Linked DNA regions of Homo sapiens: regions 2 and 3 are each linked to region 1. Evidence: chromatin contacts called from ENCODE Hi-C or POLR2A ChIA-PET data. All regions are on one chromosome and are shown on one strand. The core of a region is the stretch at or near the end of the contact, and the rest is flanking DNA. Distances in the headings are between cores, read along the strand shown. Region 1 holds the start of ELMO1 (engulfment and cell motility 1). Region 2 holds the start of MPLKIP (M-phase specific PLK1 interacting protein). Region 3 holds the start of RALA (RAS like proto-oncogene A).

Region 1 (2,893 bases), core at 110-2,609:
CCTTTAGGTCAAGGCAGGTCCCGACCCGCCTCCAACTTCAAATGGCCCCCTAGGCGGGAGAGGGTCACTGGGCGGGGAGTTCCTGGCTGTGCGGTCACACACACACACACCGACTCACACACACACCCACAACACCCCCCCCACACACACACACTCACACACACACCGACGACACACCACACACACATACATACGCGCGCGCGCACACACCACACACACACACACACACACACACACACACACACGCCGCCTCGCGCGCGCTCGCGGCACAGCACCGACTTCCCAACCCCAAACACACGCGCGCACCCCCGGGACAGCTGAGTTCTGTATTTCCTCTTCCTCAAAGCGACTCCGGCGATCGCAGTCGCCACTCTCCGCTCCGATTCCCGGGCCCCCTGGCATGCCGCCGCCCCCTTCTCTGAAGGCGCGCCCGGTGCGTCCCCTCTCCGAAGCCGAGATTTCCACGAAGCTCCACAAAGCTCCCCGCCGCCTCTCTCGGTCTCGGCGGAGACCCCGGTGTGTCCCCGGGAGGAGAGTATTTACTAACCAGAACCTCAGGGGCTCCCGGCTGCCCAGACCGCCCTCTCCGGCCCTCCTGGCCCCCATTCCTCTGGCCCATCACCGCCCCCTCCCACGAGCGCGCTCGCCGGGGGATTCCCTCCCATCCCCGAGTGCAGGAGAAGACGCCGAGTCTGAGCCGCAGCCGCTTCTCTAGCTCTATAGGAATCTTGACTCCAAGATCCCAGCCCCACATCCCCCGTCCCCAGTAACCCCGCGCCAGCGTCGCAACCCTCCCGCGCCCCCCCTCCCGCAGACCCTGGTCGAAATGTCTCGGCGGGCTCCCGGGCCCCGGGCCCTGCGCTTCATCCGCGGGCGCCGCACCTCCAGCGCCCCCTCCCTCCGCTCCCACTCCCACTCCCGCCATCCCCGGAGCTCAGACTTCCCCAACTGCAGAGCGCCCCGACGCGCCCGCAGCCCTCACCCTGCCGAGCGCGGCGGCCACCCCCGCCCGAGCCGCGGCGCCCCCAGGGAGGAAACAAAAGTGTCTCCGCGGCGCCCGGAGTCCCCCGGAGCAGGACGCCTCCTCCCGGCCCCAGTCCCGGCCCCCTCCCCTGCCGCGCCGAGGTCAGCGAGTCGGGGCGCGGCGCCAGCCCAGGAAACTTTACGAACCTGCTTGGGGTCGCAGGACAGCAGCGGCAAGGGTTCCCGGCGATCAGAGCTCCGGCGACCCGCCACCATTGAAGGGGAACTGGAGGCTCTGTCGCCCAGCGTGGGGCCGCGGCGGCGTGGGTGGCTCTGCCTCTATCCTGTGCCCATCCTCGCCCGCTCCCGCTCGCCCCAGCACACGCACTTACACTCTGGGTCGGCCGGCTGCTGCACCGCCGGCTGCCGCTGCTCTCACTTCCTCTTCCTTCCTCCTGCTGGCCAGAGACACATTTTGCATCTGCAAGGCATCCGGAGATCAGCCGCGAACTCTCCTCCCGAGCGGACGCTGCGGAGTTGCAGCCGCCGCCCCCGGCACCTGCGCCAGGACACTCGTGGTCTGCGCGTTCGCCTTGCGCCCGCACCCTGCCTGGTCCCTGCCCACTGCACTTTGCCTAGGGGGATGCCCACGACTTTTTGAAGTCCCCCTACTTAAAAGACAGAAATGTCAAACACCATGCATGCCTCAGATCTGCTATAAATAATATGTGTGCAGAGCATGACTTCGATGAGCTCACACACGGCGTTTGGAGGCACTAATTAACTCCGTCACCCTCATAGCGCCATCTCCGGGAGGCCAAAAGCGAGTAGCATCTTTTCACATCCTTTTTTAATTTTTGGCAACCGGTTCCGGATATTAAGGGGAAACTTCGGTGGGCTGTTTGAACGCTACTTTAAGACGTGTTTGTTTTGACGCTGTGCCTCTACCCTTGGACAGAGTGGCAAAAAAAAAAAAAAAAAGTTTCCTCCCTCTCCGTCGACATCTATGTATTTACTAACCCTGCAATTGAAACTACAAGATGTATTTCTAACCAATTAAGCCAGGGACTTCCTAATTTTGCATAACTTTGCATAAGGCAAGACGTTCCACCCATAATTTGATATTTAGAATAAATTACTTAATTCATGCAACCTACTTAAATCATTTTCAAAGCAGAAATCAAAAACGTTAACTCCCAGCCTAGCTGGCAGGAGGGAAGAGGGTTGCAGGCGAACCACCTGTCCTCCCCCAGTTCAGAAATACCTACATTGGCTCTACCGGAAAAGTCAAAGGCAGTTCGGCATTTTCTTCTAATTGGCAAAGGAAATAAGTCGGGGGCAGGGAGGCATCAGAATCAAGGTGGAAAACTAAGCTCCCTTTTAAGATCTTCCCCCTCAAGAGCCACAGGCAGCTGTTGAGCACTTGAAATGTGGCTATCCCTGAGATGTTCTGTAAGTGTAAAACAGACATACAATTCAGTATTTTTAAAATGAATGTAAACTAACTTGTTAAGTATGTTTATGTTGATTACATTATTGCAATACATGAGAATAGTCTGATGTAGTAAGTCAGTTGGATTCGTCATGTGTTGGGTTAAGATATAAGCATATATAAGATTAATTTCACCAGTTTCTTTTTACATTTTCTGATGTAGCTACTAGAAAATGTAAGGCTACACATAGGCTCTCATTAGTGGCTCACCTTATACTTTTAATGAACAGCTCTGATCTAACTCCTTATTATACGCATGACTCTGGGAGGCAGTATTAGTATCAAGAGTGCCTGGGTCCAGATGGTTATAAGCCAGTAACTAAAGCAGGGTGACTGCAGGAAAGCAACTTAACTTCTGTATTTCCTCATCTATAAAACAGTAATGATATAATAACAAAAGTCAATAGCACCAACTATTAAATGAAGTAATTTAATAAG
Region 2 (2,893 bases), core at 241-2,740, 2.7 Mb after region 1:
GATACTGGTTCTAGGCCAGCCCAAGGATCTTCAAGCATTGAAGGCTTGAAATAATTTTCCAACTCATTAGACATTCTTTTTTCTCTAACACGCCCTGATCCAAATGGTGTAGATGTCCTTGGAGAACCCTTTAGAAAAAAAATCAGTTAAAAAAACACTTAGTAAAGATAATTGGTACTTCTTCCTTTAGCTAAAGGTTAGCGGGAATCACATTGCTGCTTAAAAGTTGTGACTTGAACCTAAATAATGTTCAATTACAAAGTCCATGCTTCCTTTAATCAAGTGTTCCTATTTTTTAAAAAAAGTACTTAAAGCAATTCGTTATTCTCATTTATTTATAATTCCATGACCACTGTCATCTCAAATACTTTTGTGTCTAATGTAGTAACTTTGCAGTAATTAAATACAAGCAGTGATGAAATCAAGTAATTATATTCAATTTTCCCTCGAAATTTTCACTTTTTTCAGGAGAAAACAATACTATAGTTTTAAAGTTTCTAGAACCTTTCTAGCTCATGAACATTTTCTTTACTCCTTAGCTCCAGGCTCAAAAGGGGTAGGGGGTTGGTGTAGAATACAGCAAGTTGGAAAACCACGTAGTTGCAAGTTGTAAACCACAGAAATCCCAGACATGCTAGAGATACTCTCTCTGTCTTTTGTATTTACTCTCACTAAAGGAATGGAAAACTTCCACTACCACCGATTTTCTTTTCAGGGAAGTTGGAGCAGAAGCCAGTGTAGCTCGAAAGAAAGATAAAAAAAAAAAAAAAAAAAAGAAAAAGAACTATTTCTTGAAACAAACTGGCAAGGCCTTTGGCAAACAGGAGGAAATGGAGAATTAGGAAAATCTGTGTACGGGTGGCAGTGTATTGGTTAAAAGCACGAGGGCTCGAAAACAGAACGTACGGCTCTGCCACTCTTTCGGATAATCTTCCGGAAGTCACTCAACTTCTCTAAGCCTCAGTTCGCTCATCTGCAAAATTGGGCTAACAATAGTACCTCAGAGAGGATTAGACAAAATAATCCACGTAAAGGGAATATTAGTACCGTGCCTGCCATAAAGTAAGAGCTCGGCAAACGCTGGCTATTATTATTACCTGGGGGTGGGTCTGCTGCTGCCCTGGGGAGTAGCCGAATTGCTGCTGGGACCCCGCGGGGGACCTGGAGTAGGAGCCAGGGTAGCCGCCAGGGGACGGAGACCCGAACCGGCCCCCCGGGAAGCTGCCGCCGTGTCGCGGAGAGTGACTGCTCCCGTACGGCCTAGACCGGGGCCCGTACGGCGGCGTGTGGTGCGGACTCCCGTACCCGTCTCGAGGGGAGGGCGGCCGTGGTCCGCCCCCGCCCGGGGTTCCCCGGAAGCTGCTTCCGCTACCCCAACCTCCTCCACCCGGACCAGGGTAAGGAGGAGTTGGGGGCCGAAAATTCTGTCGCTGCATATCAGGAGCCAAAGCCGAAAACCTCGCAGCCGCGTTCTCCCACCGGAACTGTATCAACCGGCCCTCCGCAGAGAACTGCTAGTCCTTTACCAAAACAGTCCTCCGACCGCAGCCACCCTACGGCACATCAGTTCCGGCGTCACAAAGGTTCCGCCAGGGGCGGCGGGATTACCTAAATCACTGACTTGGCGAGAGACTCAGTGGATTTAAGTGAAAAGAGGAAGAAAAGGAGACAGGAAAGGACGGACACCCAAGCCCAGCAACAACCTTTCCAGTCTGAGTGCCCTTGGTCTGACCGACAGACTAGAAGCTGGCCCAGCAGGCGACTAGTGCTCAGCCCCGCCCGGCGGGGGCGGGGTCTGCGGCGTCCGTGGGCGCCCCCCAGTGGCGGCGGGTGGCGCCGCACGGAGTTCGCCGCTTGCACCGGGACCGATGCCATCTGAGACGCACGCGATGCTGGCGACGCTGGCGAGGGTGGCAGCTCTGCGCAGAACCTGCCTCTTCTCCGGCCGGGGCGGCGGGAGGGGGCTGTGGACTGGCCGCCCGCAGTCAGGTACCCTCCGAGATTCGGTCTGGGTGGCTAAAGGGATCCCTGCCCCAGCTTGCCTCCTCGGGCGCCCTGAGGAGAGCAATTAGGGTCTGAAGTCTCTGCTGACCCCTTAGCGGTGGCTTTGCTCGCCTCCCTGCAACCCCGTTCCGTGGGCCTGCGGCCGGCCTGCCCCGCTCTGGCCGCCCAGGGTCGCCTCTGTCCCGTGCGTTGTTGTGACCGAGGGCTCCGTGCGCCGTGGGGTCCCGCTCCTGCGCGTCCCGCGGCTCGCGTTTGGGGCCTCTTTACTCCTGTCCTTTCGTCCGCCAAGTTTAAGTAACTTCGAAAATGCACACCAAGCCACATTTCAGAAAGGACTTTAGCCCGCTGCTTTGAATAACTTGACACTTCATGTACAATAAAAGATGCCCTTGTACAGTTACCTGTTGCAGAATTTTATTTAGAGGATGAAATTTAGCTTTACTACAGTGTTATAGAACTTTCTTTACTCCCTCTGAATTTGGGAATGGTAATCCACTATGAATCTTTTTTTTCCTTTTTTCTTTTTTTCTCTTTTTTTTGAGACGGAGTCTCGCTGTCTCGCCCAGGCTGGACTGCAGTGGCGCGATCTCGGCTCACTGCAACCTCCTCCTCCCGTGTTCAGGAGATTTTCCTGCTTCAGCCTTCCGAGTAGCTGGGATTATAGGCATGCGCCACCACGCCCAACTAATTTTTGTATTTTTAGTAGAGACGGGGTTTCGCCATATTGGCCAGGCTGGTCTCGAATTCCTGACCTCAAGTTATCCTCCCGCCTCGGCCTCCCAAAGTGTTGAGATTACAGACGTAATCTCTATGATTATGCGCGCGGCCCACTATGAATCTTGAAATTAGTTGCAGGATGCAGGATTTTTTTTTTTTTTTTTGAGACAGT
Region 3 (2,893 bases), core at 126-2,625, 2.2 Mb after region 1:
AGCAACCAATTACCAGTTGATATGGCCTCTTGAATATTTTAGGAATCCATCTCCTTTGGATGCTCACTACCATTCACACAGGGTCCTTAAGTTTTCTCTTACTGGCTTCTGCAATGGCCCCCTTGTGGGCTCTCTGCTTATCCTTCTCTGCCCCCCCACCTCCACCCCCCCAAGTTATCTGTTCTCTACCAACAGAAGAATAGCTTAAATTGTAATCTGTCCACTCATTGCCTCACCAAGGCATAGACGATTCGTGATTTGGCTCCTGTTTTCTTCTCCAGCCTCATCTTCTTCAGCAACCTAAGTTTGAACTTCAAGACCTGTAATTATTACTCATTCTTCTCAACAAATTATTTGTCCCCGTGCTGCATCTCCTTTCTGTTCGGATCCGGATTTGCCATCCCACCCCTATTTTTGTAGTAGAAAATGCCTATTTATCTTTAAAACTCTAACCTACGTTAGTAAAGCTATCCATTCTTCACGCTGTACATCTTGATAAACCATACTTCCAATAGCAATGATTTGCTTTCATGTATGTCTGCCCACTAGACTGGACATTCCTTGAATGGCTCATACCAGGAATATAGTTGGTACTCAATTTGTGGGGAGCAAAGAGAGATAAGCGAATAAATGTCAAGACATAAGAATCTGTAGCTGCTAACTTAAATTTACGGATTTAGTGAAACTACTTCTCACAAGCTACCAAATCACAGTGCCATGGGGCCGCAAGATGATCTCAGTGCCACACCGACACCTGCAGAGTCGCAGGGGGGTCCGACACCCCTCAGAAAGAACTCGCAGACCGTCCGAGAAAGCGAATTCTCCAGGGGATCAGCAGTTAGATGAGGCCCAGGGCAGCCACGAGACCCTCCAGCCAGGGTAGGCGGCTGACCCGCCTCCTGGGATTTGGCCCGTGACAAGCCACGTCGCCAGCTCCGCTCTGAATACCCCCGGCCACGCCACACGAGCGGCCTCAACCCTGAGACGCCCAGGGAACATGAGCTGACCCTCTAGAAGCAAGATGGCGGCCTCCGCTCTCCCCTCCTTCCCCCAAGAACCCCCTCCTGGTCCCCAAAAGAAAGACAAGGACACCGCGGCAACGACGCCGAGATCCGGGAACCTCCGCGAGGCCCGCGGCCACTCCCGAGCCCCCGGGAGATGACTTCACCTCGCGGAGCTCAGAGAGCCGGGGGTGGGGCCGTCGGAAAGACAGCGCGGACAGCCCTCAGCTTGCAGGGGGCGGAGGCCGGGCAGCCTGCGCCCTCCGAGCCACTGTTCTGCGGCCCAGGCCCATGATCACCCTCCTCTCAGCCCACGGACAGGAAGTCGCTCCCCAGCTGCCCCGCCCCGCTCCCCAGCGCCCCGGAAGTGATCTGTGGCGGCTGCTGCAGAGCCGCCAGGAGGAGGGTGGATCTCCCCAGAGCAAAGCGTCGGAGTCCTCCTCCTCCTTCTCCTCCTCCTCCTCCTCCTCCTCCAGCCGCCCAGGCTCCCCCGCCACCCGTCAGACTCCTCCTTCGACCGCTCCCGGCGCGGGGCCTTCCAGGCGACAAGGACCGAGTACCCTCCGGCCGGAGCCACGCAGCCGCGGCTTCCGGAGCCCTCGGGGCGGCGGACTGGCTCGCGGTGCAGGTGAGCGATGCCCGCTCGGGCCGCCCGGGGAGGGACTGGGGCCACCCGGGCGGCGGCGGGGGTGTGTCCGGGCGGCGGCGGGCCGAGGCCCTGACGCGGGTTCGGGCTGCCGAGATTGCACATCCCACGTTCTGCCCGGGGACGAGCTGCGAGATGAGCCCGGCTGGAATCCGGGGCACCGCGTTCGCCGCTGTGGGGCGAGTGAGCCCCCGAGAGTGAGCGGCTGCGGAGAGGTCCCCTGCGCCCGGCAGCCGGTCTCAGTTGGCCTCGTCCGAAGGTCACCCCGCACCTTTCGTCCACGGCGCCCAAGTTCCCGCCCGGGCGGTGCCCGCGACCTGGGGCAACCCGCTGCCGCCGCAGTCCCCGCGCCTCACTCCACCCCTCTCCCCTCCTTCCCTTTCTTTCCACTCCTTGCCTGTGCTAGAGCCGCTGCTTTTTAAGCATCTCCGCCAGGGTTTTTTGTTTGTTTGTTTTGTTTGTTTGTGTTTTTTTTTTTTTTTGCCAGTTAAAGGAATGGTTTTTCAGACTTAAAGTCATTAGACTCTCCGCACTGAACTGAATACCTGGCCTTGGGCGCTTGCACAGCTTTAGCCCATTTTCAGGTAATCTAGCTTCTAATATGAGGAAGAGAATACATTTTGGGAGAGAGGTGTTTCCTCTGTGGTTCGTTTCTGAAAGATTTCCAGAAGTGGAAGATGTGATTGGCATGCTTTAGCCTGGATATATGTGTTTAAGTAGACGGGGGTGACGGCACACAGGGGTGGCAGTGTTGTTTCAGGATTTAGGGAGAATTAGGGAGTTAACTGGCCTGTGCTCGGAAACCTGAATGTCCAGACTTGTAAGAGCTCATCCAAGTGTGGCTGAGGTAGTGTGAGAAGTCCCGTGCCACGCCCTACGTGTCAAGCTGAAAAGCACCTAATTTACAAATTGTGTGGTGTGGGGGGGGAACAACCTTTATAAAACATGTATCATAAGTTAATTCTTTTCCAGAAAGTAAATTGCAACTTTAATCATATTCCAGAAATTGGATAACAGATTTCATTGGTAAACTCTTACAGTATGTTTATTAATGTATTTCAGTGTGTCTTATTAGCTCATGTTTTTCTGTCTCTGGTAATACAATATTATTCTAAACCGACTCCTGTATTAAAATAATACACTATTATTGTGAAGTATTATCTGACAACACCGTTTTTTGACCTTGGATTTCTTTAGGGCAGGAGCCATGTCCTACTTATGACTGTTTCTATGCAGTATGCCTTGA

What was found. Hi-C counts contacts between places; a loop is a spot of excess contacts on that map. ChIA-PET counts read pairs that join two places held with the same protein, here RNA polymerase II (POLR2A). Pooled maps may share reads with other maps.
Region 2: a map of CD8-positive, alpha-beta T cell shows a loop between it and region 1 (8-fold over the local background). The contact joins the promoter of MPLKIP here to the promoter of ELMO1 in region 1. A Hi-C loop is called at or near these places in 2 of 168 maps with a recorded cell type or tissue (CD8-positive, alpha-beta T cell and naive thymus-derived CD4-positive, alpha-beta T cell) and 6 of 50 pooled maps. POLR2A ChIA-PET finds 5 or more read pairs at or near these places in 1 of 52 experiments (T-cell).
Region 3: a map of B cell shows a loop between it and region 1 (14-fold over the local background). The contact joins the promoter of RALA here to the promoter of ELMO1 in region 1. A Hi-C loop is called at or near these places in 2 of 168 maps with a recorded cell type or tissue (B cell and naive thymus-derived CD4-positive, alpha-beta T cell) and 5 of 50 pooled maps.

Annotation. Positions count from the first base shown.
Region 1 is chr7:37,447,505-37,450,397 of GRCh38, forward strand. It overlaps ELMO1 (engulfment and cell motility 1), which reads right to left and starts at 1,360. Exons shown (of 22, transcript NM_014800.11): 1 at 1,171-1,360. RefSeq lists silencers at 1,000-1,049, 1,060-1,109.
Region 2 is chr7:40,133,132-40,136,024 of GRCh38, forward strand. MPLKIP (M-phase specific PLK1 interacting protein) reads right to left here and starts at 1,491. Exons shown (of 2, transcript NM_138701.4): 1 at 1,098-1,491; 2 at 1-128. The coding sequence starts at 1,436. It overlaps SUGCT (succinyl-CoA:glutarate-CoA transferase), which reads left to right and starts at 1,874. Exons shown (of 14, transcript NM_001193313.2): 1 at 1,874-1,989. The coding sequence starts at 1,890. RefSeq lists silencers at 1,217-1,286, 1,747-1,946 and an enhancer at 1,497-1,566.
Region 3 is chr7:39,622,197-39,625,089 of GRCh38, forward strand. RALA (RAS like proto-oncogene A) reads left to right here and starts at 1,376. Exons shown (of 5, transcript NM_005402.4): 1 at 1,376-1,629. LOC107986785 (a long non-coding RNA gene) reads right to left here and starts at 1,281. Exons shown (of 2, transcript XR_001745175.2): 1 at 237-1,281. RefSeq lists an enhancer at 1,252-2,099 and silencers at 1,426-1,935, 2,530-2,579.